Linked DNA regions of Homo sapiens: region 1 is linked to region 2. The links are chromatin contacts, found by Hi-C or POLR2A ChIA-PET in ENCODE. All regions are on one chromosome and are shown on one strand. Each heading gives the region's core, a stretch centred on a gene start or an enhancer-like site at or near the end of the contact. The rest is flanking DNA. Distances are from core to core; before and after follow the strand shown. Region 1 overlaps LINC02202 (long intergenic non-protein coding RNA 2202). Region 2 overlaps EBF1 (EBF transcription factor 1).

Region 1 (6,951 bases), core at 1,472-3,971, 110 kb before region 2:
AAAACTACAGACCAATTTCCTTCATGAACATAGATACAAACATTCTCAACAAAATATTAGAAATTTGAATTTAGCAATATATAAATAGGATTATACACTACGACCAAGTAAGATATATCCCTGACATGTTAGGTGATTTAATGGCATTTCTGTAGAGTATATACCTAGAGGTGAAATTTCTAGATTATAGGGTAAAATATTTTGTAAATAATGTCAGACTTGGTTCCAAAGTGGTTGTACTTATTAACAGTGTATGAGAGTTCTCACATGTATTAAGTAACACTTGCATTGTCAGTCTTTTAAACTTTTGACTATTTTTTTTGAAACACGGTCTTGTTCTGTGACCCAGACAGACTCACTGCAGCCTCAGCCTCCTGGGCTCAAGTGATCCTCCTGCCTCAGTCTCCTGAAGATCTGGGACCATAGGCATGTGCCACCACATCCAGCTAATTAAAAAAAAATTTTTTTTGTAAAGATGGGGTCTCCCCGTGGTTGCCCAGACTGGTCTCTAACTCCTGGGCTCAAGCAATCCTCCCACTTCATATTCCCAAATTGCTGGGATTACTGGCATGAGCCATCGCACCCAGCCTAACTTTTGCCTGTTTGATAGGTATAAGACTATCTTACTCTGGTTTTATTTTGTATTTGCCTGAATTGTAATACAGTTGAGCACCTTCTTATGTGTGGTTAGCCATTTGGGTATCTTCTGTACATGTGTGTAAAATGCCTGTTAGAGTTTATAAATAGTGATTATATATAAGATTTTATTGAGTGTTTACTACATGCCAGGCACTAATTACTAGATAAAGATTCATTTTATCATCACAATAAAGCTAAGTAGTATGTACTATTATTATCTACATTAACAACTTTTTTCTGCTTCTATTGTGATGAAGACAATATGATTTTCCTCTTTTAACCTATTAATGTGGTGAATTACTTGCTTTTCATTATGTTACATCAACCTTAAAATCAAAGGATAAATTCTACTTGTTCATGAGCTATTGTCCTTCCTGTATATTGTGAATTCAATTTGTTAATATTTTGTTTAAATTTTTAAAAATCTAGGTTAATGAATAGGATTAACCTATATTCTTCTCTTACACTGTTTTTGTTAGGTTTTGATATCATTATTATTATTATTATTACTGTTTTTGAGGCAGAGTCTCACTTGGTAGTCCAAGCTGGACTACAGTGGTAGTGCGATCTTGGCTCACTGCAACCTCTGCCTCCCAGGTGCAAGCGATTCTCCCGTCTCAGCCTCCCGAGTAGCTGGGATTACAGGTGTCCACCACCAAGCCCAGATAATTTTTGTATTTTCAGTAGAGACAGGGTTTCGCCATATTGGCCAGACTGGTCTCGAACTCCTGACCTCAAGTGATCTGCCTGCTTTGACTCCCAAAGTGCTGGGATTACAGGTGTGAGCCACCGCTCCTGGCATCATTATGATTTTTAATCCTGAATATTTATCATTATTCCATTACAGTAGTCCCACCTTATTCACAGGACATACTTTTGAAGACACCCAGTGGATGACTGGAACTGCTAATAGTGCCAAACCCTATCAATACTATGTTTTTTGCTATATATGCTTACCTATGATAGAGTTTAATTTATAAATTAAGCACAATAAGAGATGAACAACAATAGCTAATAATAAAATAGAACAATTATAACAACATACGGTAATGAAAGTTATGTGAGTGTGGTCTCTCTCAGAATATCTTATTGTACTATACTCATCTATTTTCTTCAATTTTTTTTTAACTCAATGGTTCTTTTAGAGACATATACTTGCCTATTTTCAGATCATGGTTGACCCTGGGTAATTGAAACGCAGGAAAGTGAAACCTGGGATAAGGAGGGACTGCTGAAATTTCCCCTACTCATTTGGAAGTAACACACGCTAGTTCTATAATGTGTAGTTGTTACCTTATATTATGGATTGAATTGTTTCCCTCCAAAAGATACACTGAAGACTTAACCTCCCACCTCCACTCGGTAACCTTATTTTGAAATAGGGTCTTGCAGATGTAATCAAATTAAGATGAGGTCATCAGGGTGCAACCTAATCCAATATGGCTGGCGTCCTAGTAAGAGGAGATGGCAGTGACATATGGGGAAGATAGCCCAGTGAAGACAGAGTCAGAGATTGGAGTAATACTGCCACAAGCCAAGGAATGCCTGAGACTACTAGAGGCTAGAAAAAGCAAAGAGGGCTTCTTCCCAAGAGCCTTCAGAGAGAACATAGCCCTGCCAACACCTTGATTTTGGACTTCTAGCCTCTGATACTATGAAAGAATATATTTCTGTTGTTTAAGTCCCCCAGTTTGTGGTACTCTGTTATGGCAGGGGTAGGAAACTAATCCTAGAAATTCCAACCTCCATAATTAGTGTACCAAAGTTTACAAGTGATCAGAATGTTATTCCCTTCCTGGACAAACGTGGAACACAGGGAAACCACAAAGAAGAACCTTTTATTATTTCTGTATTTCCCTTCTTCAAACTCATATGCTTTTGTTGTCCAGTACTTTAATCAATCCCCCCTTTTCCCCACTAGAAATTCTCATTGCTATTTTATACAGTCGATGCTTATTTTGTTTACCCACATTACCTACTTGCTTTGTTCCACAAAGTTTGATGCATCTCAGATCTTCTTTCCGGTGTCATTGTCTTCCTGCCTAGGTACAGCAAGTGATTTTCTGTAGTGAGAATCTGCTGACAACAAATTCTGTCAGGTTTAGTTTCACTTTCACTGGGTGTAGAATTCTATGTGGCAACGATTTTATTTTGGTACACTTAAGACACCATTTCACTATCTTCTCTCTACCATTACTGCTGCTGAGAGAAGAGCTAGCTCTTCGTTGGAATCATTCTAATTGCCATTCTTTAAAAAGTTACTTATCAGGCTGGGCGCGGTGGCTCATGCCTCTAATCTGTGTGTCAGGAATTGGTGGGTTCTTGGTCTCACTGACTTCAGGAATGAAGCCACGGACCCTCGCCGTGAGTGTTACAGTTCTTAAAGACAGCGCTTTCCTTCAGATGTTCGGATGTGTTCGGAGTTTCTTCCTTCTGGTGGGTTCCTGGTCTCACTAGCTCAGGAGTGAAACTGCAGACCTTTGCGGTGAGTGTTACAGCTCATAAAGGCAGTGTGGACCCAAAGCGTGAACAGCAGCAAGATTCACTGGGAAAAGTGAAAGAACAACACTTCCACAGTGTGGAAGTGGACTCCAGACCCTTGCCACTGCTGGCTTGGGCAGCTTGCTTTTATTCTCTTATCTGGCACCACCCACATCCTGCTGATTGGTCCATTTTACAGAGAGCCGATTGGTCTGTTTTGCAGAGAGCTGAATGGTCTGTTTTGACAGGGTGCTGATTGGTGGGTTTACAATCCCTGAGCTAGATACAAAAGTTCTCCATGTCCCCCCACTAGATTAGCTAGATACTGAGTGTCCATTGGTGTATTTACATACAAACCCTGAGCTAGACGCAGAGTGCTGATTGGTGCATTTACAAACCTTGAGCTAGATACAGAGTGCCGATTGGTGCATTCACAATCCCTTAGCTAGACATAAAGATTCTCCAAGTCCCCACCAGATTAACTAGATACAGAGTGCCGATTGGTGCATTCATAAACCCTGAGCTAGACACAGGGTGCTGATTGGCGTGTTTACAAACCTTGAGCTAGATACAGAGTGCTGATTGGTGTATTTACAATCCCTTAGCTAGACATAAAGGTTCTCCAAGTCCCCACCAGACTCAGGAACCCAGCTGGCTTCACTCAGTGGATCCCGCACCAGGGCCACAGGTGGAGCTGCCTGCCAGTCCCATGCGCCCTGCACCCGCACTCCTCAGCCCTTAGGCGGTCGATGGGACTGGGTGCCGTGGAGCAGGGAGCGGTGCTCCTCCAGGAGGCTGGGGCTGCGCAGGAGCCCATGGCAGGTGGGGGGAGGCTCATGCATGGCAGGCTGCAGGTCCCGAGCCCTGCCCTGCGGGGGCAGCTAAGGCCAGGTGAGAAATCAAGCACAGCAGCTGCTGGCCCAGGTGCTAAGCCCCTCACTGCCCAGGGCTTGCAGGCGGGCCCGCCGCTCTGAGTGCGGGGCCCGCCGAGCCCACGCCCACCCGGAACTCACGCTGGCCCGCAAGCGCCGCGTGCAGCTCCGGTTCCTGCCCGCGCCTCTCCCTCCACACCTCTCCGCAAGCTGATGGAGCCGGCTCCGGCCTTGGCCAGCCCAGAAAGGGGCTCCTACAGAGCAGCAGCGAGCTGAAGGGCTCCTCAAGCGCGGCCAGAGTGGGTGCCAAGGTCGAGGAGGCGCCGAGAGCGAGCGAGGGCTGCAAGGGCTGCCAGCATGCTGTCACCTCTCACCAGCACTTTGGGAGGCGGAGGCGGGAGGATCACGAGGTCAGGAGATCAAGGCCATCCTGGCTAACAGGGTGAAACCCCGTCTCTACTAAAAATACAAAAAAATTAGCCGGACGTGGTGGCGGGCGCCTGCAGTCCCAGCTACTCGGAGGGAGAATGGCGTGAACCTGGGAGGCGGAGCTTGCAGTGAGCCGAGATTGCGCGACTACACTCCAGCCTGCGTGACAGAGCGAGACTCCGTCTCACACACACACAAAAAAGTAGCTTATCTTTTTTCCCTCTGGCTGTTTTAAATATTTTTCTATTTACTTTTGTTTTTCTGCAATTTTACTATAGTGCATCTAGTTGCAGATTTTATTTTACTTGCTTGGGGTTCTCTGGATCTCCTCAATTTATAGATTTAACATGTTCCTTCGATTCTGGAAAATTCTCAGCCATTTTCTCTCCAAACATTTCCTGCACCTCATCTTCTCTTTCCTCTCCTCCCAAGGACACAATGTTAGATTTCTCACTATATCCTCCTTGTGTCTTACTCTCGTTTTTATTTTTCCTTCTCCATGTTTCGGTTGGATAGTTTAATTTATCTTTCCATTCATTAGTTCTCTCTTATCCAATCTGCTGTTGAATCCATTCACTGAATTGTTAACATTATTTTAGTCTTTATTTATAAAATTTTTTTTTCAAATCTGGTATGACAAATTTTATAGTTTTTCTGTTTCCTGCAGATATTGTAGAGTTTGTCATTTACTTCTTTACACATGGTTAACTATGGTGATATTTCAGTCTGTATGATACTTTCAATACAGGAGTGGAGTGCAGATGTTTCTGCCTTCTGTTGGTTCTGTGGATTCTCATTGAAATCCTAGCTTAATTTGAGGAGGTCTCCTAAAAATTTCCCACCTTGGATGGCTTTGAGTCCTGACCTTTGCTGCCTCTCCCCATACAGCCCCTGAGCAGAGCCCAAGTGAACGATAACCAGAAATGCTTTCAGGCCTAATTGGTTTCGTGTCTGATATTCCAGTCCTTTTTCTGGTTACAAATCTGTCCCCTCAAATTGTCCTGGGAATTTCCGACTGTTGTTTTTTTCTTTTCAGTCCTTTTCAGGAGAGTTCAAACTTATTTTGACGTGTGTGTGTGTGTGTGTGTGTGTGTGTGTGTGTGTGTGTGTATGTTGGTAGTAGAGGGTTGATTTGAATGACCTAGCTGCCATGGCTGGAAACCAGAAGCTCAATGATACTATTTTTGGTCTTTCACATTCTTGAGTATATCCAAGTTGGCATGATATCCCCACAACATAATGGAATTTGAGTGCTTAACTGCATGTGAAGTACTATGCATATGATTATGGACTAGCATCAAGGAAAAGGAAGGGGAAATTAACTTTGCTTAGATTCCTTATCTAATTCTAGTTATTTAAGAATATTATCCAAGTCCTTATTTAACAACAATCGTTTGCACATCTCAAGACAGTATGAAGTCCACAAATCTTAACATAAGAAACTGAAGTCGTAGTCTAAGTGCCAACATATTTACTGGAGACAGATTTATTTAAACAATCAGATTTGTGAATGGAAGCCTCCAAAAACACAAAATTTAAAAATCAACAATTGCTCTTGCTTATTAGAAAGAGGCTGTATTTTTATATTTTAAAAATATCAATGCTTCTCACACATGCCCTTATACAAAATTAATGAAATAGAATATTTTATCAAAATATTAAAAATAACTATGCTTTTAATGCTAAGACTACTGTGAAGACTAAAAAAATTTTGAATTCAAATTACAAAATCATTTGGTCTGAAAACATAAGGTACTCCACATTTTACCTATTGTAGAGTTTAAAGTCCTTGTGAGCAATTTGAAGTGTCAACTTTCCTACTGATGTGGCCTACATATTTCAAAATCCAATCTCTATTCTGTTTAATAGTAGGTGCTTTCTGAAGGCTATAGTCCATCACACAAGAGAATACTTCTTCTCACTTATACAACACATGTGTTCATGCCATTCGATTTCAGAGTACAAATACTAAGTCGACTGGTCTTCATTCTCTTGAAAAGCTAAGCGAGGTAAAAAAATAATAGCCATAACGTACAGATCACAAAAAAAGTTATTTCTTTTCCACATGGTTTCCAACAGCCACAATGAAGCCAGCATTGGGTGCTGAGTGAGTGTCATGTGGGTTTTCCAGGGCCCAGGGCAGCTGTGCTCAGCAGCAAGGACATCATTCCTCAGGTTGCTTAAGAAGTCAAACCCAGGCCGGGCACGGTGGCTCATGCCTGTAATCCCAGCACTTTGGGAGGCCGAGGCAGGTGGATCACGAGGTCAGGAGTTCGAGACCAGCCTGACCAACATGGTGAAACCCCGTGTCTACTAAAAATACAAAAATTAGCCGGCCTGATGGCGTGCGCCTGTAATCCCAGCTACTCAGTAGCCCGAGGCAGGAGAATCACTTGAACCCAGGAGGTGGAGGTTGTATTGAGCCAAGATCACACCACTGCACTCCAGCCTGGGCAACAGAGCAAGACTTGGTCTCAAAGAAAAAACAAAGAAGTCAAACTCTGTCTCTCCTGATCCCATAACCTCTACA
Region 2 (6,982 bases), core at 4,002-6,501:
TTTAATTGATTCAAGTCTTTCAAGCCTCACCTCAAGAAGTTTAATTTATGAGAGAGCAATTCCGAAAGGCAAGAGGGTGGTAACCAGTCTGAGGGGCCATAGCTGAAAAAAACAACTTGGAAAGATGGGAAGCCACTGGCCAAGTTCTTCTCTTCAGCTTTTCAGAGAACACAGTGTGTTTGTAGATCTCATCAAGCAAGCTCTAGATTCAAGTCCAGGAAATGTTATTGCTTTACTTTCTAGGGACTAGGTTCTGTATGGAATGTTTGTACAGACATCACCTCTTTTAATTCTCACCTCATGAAACACATCTAGTAACCTCTACTGAGGTTTTATGTGCTTAATCTTAAGAGAGGCAAGGAGGAACACTTGACAGTCTCTACCCACCTCCAGACATGCTAAGGATTTAACAATTTTCTTAAAGACAGGATAGTTAGAGTGCCCAGATATGGGCATATGGATTTTCCTTTTGTTCCTTTCTTTGGTCCAGCTCAGTGGTGCTCAAATTTTAGTAGGCTGTAAACACAAATCCACATGTGTGGTGTTTTATGGGTAATCTAAGTGATTTTCAAGGGTAGTTTTGACTACACGTGATTTTTGCTTTTCAGGCTAAGTCTAGGACCCGACTTTGTGGCTAAATGGAACTCGTTTAAATGTGTACAAGTTCTTAGAGCACAACTCCAGGTGGTTGGACACAAAGATGCGGACCGTATAGCCACTGTCCCCAGTGCTTACAGAATAATGTGTGTTCTTCATGTGGGCTTTGGTGGGATGGGGAGAAAACCCACTGAAGTTTAAATAGTCTCAGTGTTCCTGAAGTTAAGGAGCAGAGGTCTGGCCTGGCATGGGGAGGCATTCTTTGGAAATGGAGGTGGCAGCAGACAGGCATCCTGAAGAGAACAGCCCGGCCCAAGACAACTTCCCAGCCTGAGGTTCAGGTCCTCCAGGTATTTGGCTTCACTTCAGCCACGCTCACCTTATCTCTAGAAGTTGCTTCAAGATCAGCTCCAAGCTGAGTTCCTGCAGCTTCCAAGAGTGTCAGTTATGAGGCCCTCAACCTTAAGTATAGCTGGATGTTGGAGCTTCCTGGTTGTTGCAGGGAATACAGTGAAATTCATCCATTTAGTGGGAGTTCACCATGAGTTCTGTTGTGCGAGGAACTTAGTGGCAGTAGCTGACATTGAGGGTTTATGATATGCCAGGGACTGTGCTACATATTAAAGTTACATCCTATTACATTTAATTCATGCAATACTCTGAGGTAGGTTTTACTCATCCTCTTTCACGGATTAGAAAATTGAGAGAGATTAAATCATTTGCTCAGTGTTCCATGCCTTTCTTTAGGTGACTGCATCAGCCATAGTTAGATTCGGCTGCAAGTGAGGGAGCCTCTGGCCCTACCCAAAACAAAACAAGAGTGGCCTAAATAAGGCAGAAGTTTATTACTCTCACATAAATTAAGCCTGGAAGTAAGCAGCCTAGACCTGAGGTGGAAGCTCTTTCCCCCAAAGCCCTCCAGCCAGGTTCCCTCTAGCATATTCTTCTGCCATCCCTAGAGGGTGGTCTCATCCCTGTTCTCCAAGATGGAGCTGTAGCCATTACAGCAATATTCCTAGCAGCAGAATGGAGGAAGGAAAGGGGCAGGGCAGACCCTTCCTCTTAATGATACGGCTTGCATATTACAGATAGCACCCTGCTTTCATCTCATTGGCCAGGAATTGGTCACATGGTTACCTAGCTTTAAGGAAGTTTGAGAAATACAGTTTTTATTATGGGCAGCCATGTACTCAAATAAACATTGAGGATGTTATAACTTCATATGAAAGAGCAAAGAGATATTTGGGGTCAGCAATAGACCTTGTCACCATAGTGACTTTGGGCAAGTCACTTAGATTCCTCTTGCTTTTTCATCTATAAAATGAAAATGATGATTACTTGTTCTCACTTGTGCCTCATAACACTCCTGGAGTTAGGATAACTCTAGTTAGGGGTGTCATGAGGAGTAAGTGAGACTTTGGAAAGCATTTAGCATAATGTCCTATAGTTGGCATCATTTAAAACATAGCTCTTTTTAATTAAAACATGGCAAAGCCTTCCGTATTTCTGTTAATTTTGGGGACATGGTAACATAGTCACTAGAGAAACATGCTTGCTTTCTATATTTTCTCCTTCGTGATCTGTTTTCACTATTAAATAATACTTTGGAATCTTCTGCCTGCCATGTAACTTTAGTTTAATATCTATTTTTCTGTCAGGCTGAGGTGGTAAGATTCACTGATCATGAAATTTTAAAAGTTTGAAGAAGAAATAATAAAAGATAATGTTGACTTTCTTTCTCTTTCTGTTGATACTCTCACAGATGGTTCCTTTCTCTGTAGAACTCAATTTTATGTTGTGTGCTTAGGAAGCCCAATGTTGATGTAACTATAATTTAAAATAATTTGGAACTTACCCTTTAAAGGAGTGGGCTAATTGGGAAATTTCACATCTGGATCTATATTTATATCTATCCAGGTTACCACTGTTTTAGATTGGCTTAGGAGAGAGGCATACTTTTTCAGCCAGAAGTTGGAACTCTTCTTTGGAGCGCTGAAAAGTGGTGTTAAAATTGAACACCTTTGCTTGGGAGGAGTGTGAGCTGGAAGGATAGGTGTGCATGGGACAGAGAGTGTTATGCCTTCAGTTTGGATCAGTCTCAAGGTGTTAGTACAGCCGATAGGGATGGGTGGGGGTGTTAAGCTAAAGTCCTTATTGGTTTCCCACTGGATGAACCCATCTGGATCAGTCTCCACTGCACCACCACAGGGCTCCAGTGGTCTGATCTTCTGCCTCACCAGCCTCAGCCTGGATCTCAGGCACAGCATTGTGGGCCCTCCAGCCTCATTCATGCTCCCTGTACCTTGGGGTCCTTCTGCAATTGGACCCCTCTACCTGGAGTGCCTTCCTTGCCTCTCTGCCTCTTCAAGTGTTCCTCGTCCTTCAGATGCTATTTCCAGGAAAGCCTCTCTGAGTTCCTGAGTTGTCAGGCTTCTTTGTTTTCACTCTTATAACACTGGGCCTGTGTCCTTCAGAGACATGCCTAGAGTCCTCTTAGGAGACTATTTGATTCATGCCTGCCTCCTTTAGTCTGTAAGCTCACTGAGGGCAGGGCCTGTGTCTGCTTTTGCTGACCTTCTTGTTCCCTGTGCTTGCCGTGGTGCTTCACAAATATCCGCAGAATAAACCAATTTGAAAATTCATATATTACTTATGGATCATCCTCTGGTAACTTAGAAGGGCTGCTCAAAAAGGACTTTAATATAAATATATATTTAAAGCTTAGCAGTTGCATGATGGGCACACTGGTTTGCCAGGGCTGCCATAACAAAGTACCACAGACCAGGTGGCCTAAACAGCAGAAATCTATTTCCTCACACTTCTAGAGGCCAGAGGTCTGAGATCAAAGTGCTGTTAGGGTTGGTTTCTTCTGAGGGCCTCTTTCCTTGGCTCGTAGACGCCGTCTTCTTCCAGTGCCTTTGCATGGTCTTCCCCTGGGCATGTCTGTGTTTTAATGTCTTCCTCTTATAAGGACACCAGTCATATTGGATTAAGGCCCACCCCAATGACCTTATTTAATTTTAATGACCTCTTTAAAGACCCTGTCTCCAAGGCTGGGTGCAGTGGCTTATGCTTATAATTCCAGCACTTTGGGTTGCCAAGTTGGGAGGATTGCCTGAGGCTAGGAGTTTGAGACCAACCTGGCCAACATGGCGAAACCCTTTCTCTACAAAACTCTACAAAAAAAAAGTACAAAAATTAGCAGAGCATAGTGGCTTGCCTGTAGTCCCAGCTACTCAGGAGGCTGAAGTGAGAGGATTGCTTGAGCCTGGGAGGTTGAGGATGCAGTGAGCTGAGATCTCACCACTGCACTCCATCCAGCCTGGGTGACAGAGTGAGACCCTGTCTAAAAAAAGAAAAAAAAAAAGACTCTCCAAATACAGTCACATTCTGAGGTACTGGGGGTTAGGACTTCAACATATGAATTTTGGAGTGGAATGGGACACAATTCAGCCCATGGCAGTGGCCATGATTAGACTCTTAACTAATATGGAAGCCAAATGTTCTTCAAATCACATGTCAGCATTTTCTTTTCTTTTCTTTTCTTTTTTCTTTTTTTTTTTTGAGACAGAGTCTGTCTCTGTTGCCAGGCGAGAATGCAGTGGCGCGATCTCAGCTCACTGCAATCTCCGCCTCCTGGGTTCAAGCCATTCTCCTGCCTCAGCCTCCCGAGTAGCTGGGATTACAGGCGCGTGCCACCACACCCAGCTAATTTATGTATTTTTAGTAGAGATGGGGTTTCACCATGTTGGCCAGGTTGGTCTTGAACTCTGGACCTTGTGATCCGCCTGCCTTGGCCTCCCAAAGTGCTGGGATTACAGGCGTGAGTCACTGCACCCGGCCACATGTCAGCATTTTCTAAGCAGAGACCAGGGTCATTGCAGTAAGGTCTCTCTTGGTTAGAGTGATGCAAAGCCAAGTGGCTTCCGAATGACACAGCAAGAAAGTCAAAGAAAAGGCTCCACAAAGGCTATGTGGGCCACATTAAAGCGCAAGATTTATTTTCATTATATTTTTTCTTAGCAGAACCCATCTTATCTGGTTAGACAGGCTTCTTTAGAACCAGATTTTGTTCTTTGTGACATTTGGAGTTAATATGAGGAAATGCTCTTTGTATTGCCCAGTATTGAAAATGTCAGTAAACAAACGCAGCAGTCAGAGAAGGGGGGGTTCTAACAAAAGACATTGTTTCTTGATGCAGGAGGTAACAAGAGTATTTAGAACAAAGGTTTTCTCAAAATAGGCTTTTTAGCAAACTTTGGAGCCCTGCTCTGGTACCCCACCCGCTTCCATTCTGCTGAAACAGCGATGTTGATGAAAATACTTATTATTTTAACCAGCCCCCCAAACTTACCAACACAAACACACTCTTAATTTCAGGGCTGACAGCAGGGCTGGGAAGGTCCTTATAGGATCGCAAAACAACTCGGGCAGTTGAGGGCTTCCGGCAGCCAGCTAACAAAAATATACTCTCAGAGGATGCAGCTCAGGGAGGCGTGGGACCTGCACAGCAGAGAGCCTGAAAGCTGGCCTTTCCGTTTTTTACAGAGCTTCACCCTTCACATCTGGCGGAGCTGTGACAATCAGTGTTAGACCATTTTAGAAATCAGATACCCTGGGTACCAGGAAGTTGATTTGCCTTCAACTTCCTTAAGAAAACACGCATTAATATTTAAGCTGGGTTTTCATAAAAGAAGCGTTGTGCTTGAGATGTGAAATAAAGTTAGGCGGCTGGGAAAACTCCTCCAGATACGGTGACCCTGATGCAATTCAAATCACACTCCAGATTTGAAAAGGAAAGGGAGCAGGGCTCACCCTCCCCGCAAAGTCTTTGTGGCATTTTGTATCTACTGTTTTATGGTGTGTGTCTATAATTTGCAAGGAACTGGACTTTAAGTTGTAACTTCCTTCTCTGTAAACAGAAGTTGGAGATTCACGAAGGTTACTTTCTTAAGTGATCCCAAAAAACACTGTTTATGATTTCCCCTTGGTATTGTTTCTTTGCAGCTTTTTTCAATTAAAGAGCCCTGTGGCGTACATCATCTCGTTACGGGGCTCATGGAGGCTCTTGCTGTACAGGTCCAGCCTTATGCGTTTCCCTGCCCTCCTTTGGATCTACTCCCTGTGGAGCTGACATTGAGATGGTGTCAGATAAATCAGGCAGGACAATTCTGATGGTGCCATCTTGAATGTAGTGTGACTTTAGTATGTCTCTAAAAGAGTTGTGGAGACAAATACAGTTCTTAAAGGGCGAAAGAGCTTTTTCAAAGATCAGTATAAATGGTTTACTTTAAAAATAAACATTTTAAATCACTTTGATCTTAGCTGTCCAAAAGATGCAAACTAGTCATGCTTCTGGGGGGGAGTATTTTCCGGGGTTTTAAACCTAGCATAGACCATTTCCTCTTTGTTTGCAAAAAGATAAATAATTTTTGGAACAATAGAACACAGAAGAAGCAATTGTGTAAATAGTGGACAGGTAATATACTGAAGGTGTTGCAAGAGCAGAAATTGGTTTTGCATTTGCCCATAGAGCTTTTGGTAACCTCTGTAGGTAAGGTTATTTATCCAGATCAGAATTCTGCAAACTACATTCCTCTGTCTGTGTCTGTCCACCCTCCTACTCATCTCCATCTCATCTGCGAGGATATCGTGACTTTTTTTGGTCAGATACCTTATTGAAAATTTGCCCATGACTTAGCATAACTTCTGTCTTTTGTTTCAATAATTAGACTTTACTCTTTCGGGCTGTATACTTTCATGCTCACCTGGCATCATCATTCAAATATGATTTCAGCATTAGCTTAGTACTTAAGTGTCAAGCCTGTATTTGGTATTTTGGTACAATGGTTAATATTTTGAGGATTGCCTGAATTTTAGATTTTGAGTAAGTCATACATAATTGCAAAGGGAGTAAGTTCTGATGCACTTTCAAAATCTAACCACAAATTATGCAGAGATAAAATGAAATAATTTTGAGGTTTTCCACGTTTCTTTTGCATGAAAAAACAAGTGTCAGCTATGCTAATATCACGTACTATATCATCTTTAATTTATTTTTGCTTTTTTTTTTTTTTTGAGATGGGGTCTTGCTCTCTTGCCCAGGCTGGAGTGCAGATCTCAGCTCACTGCAGCCTGGACTTCCTTGGCTCAAGGGACTCTCCTGCCTCAGCCTCCTGAGTAGCTGGGACTACAGGTGTGCACCACCGTGCCCAGCTAATTTTTTTTGCTTGTTTTTTGTGTGATGTCTAAAATAGTTATCTCCTGGATAACAGGAAGTTGTCCTCAGTAAGTCTGCCATCTTTTTCGTATTCATAGTATGAATTCTCACTCTAAAGTTTAAGGAGACATGATCATTTACAAAGATACTTTAAGACCAGGGCTG

The links. A loop is a pair of places that touch in the nucleus more often than their neighbours do. ChIA-PET counts read pairs that join two places held with the same protein, here RNA polymerase II (POLR2A). Pooled maps may share reads with other maps.
Region 1: a loop to region 2 is called in a pooled map, with 2.0 times the contacts of the local background. The contact joins two enhancer-like sites. A Hi-C loop is called at or near these places in 2 of 50 pooled maps. POLR2A ChIA-PET finds 5 or more read pairs at or near these places in 2 of 52 experiments (OCI-LY7 and activated CD4-positive, alpha-beta T cell).

Annotation. Positions count from the first base shown.
Region 1 is chr5:159,116,406-159,123,356 of GRCh38, reverse strand. LINC02202 (long intergenic non-protein coding RNA 2202) reads right to left here. Exons shown (of 3, transcript NR_109890.1): 3 at 5,879-6,951. Among named protein-coding and RNA genes, the nearest start is that of LINC02202, 19 kb to the right of the region's middle. Within about 2 kb of position 2,721, at least 3 of the 41 ENCODE cell types and tissues checked have a DNase peak (open chromatin) inside an H3K27ac peak, as active enhancers do.
Region 2 is chr5:159,009,465-159,016,446 of GRCh38, reverse strand. The region is part of intron 6 of EBF1 (EBF transcription factor 1); the gene reads left to right. Among named protein-coding and RNA genes, the nearest start is that of EBF1, 87 kb to the left of the region's middle. Within about 2 kb of position 5,251, at least 12 of the 41 ENCODE cell types and tissues checked have a DNase peak (open chromatin) inside an H3K27ac peak, as active enhancers do.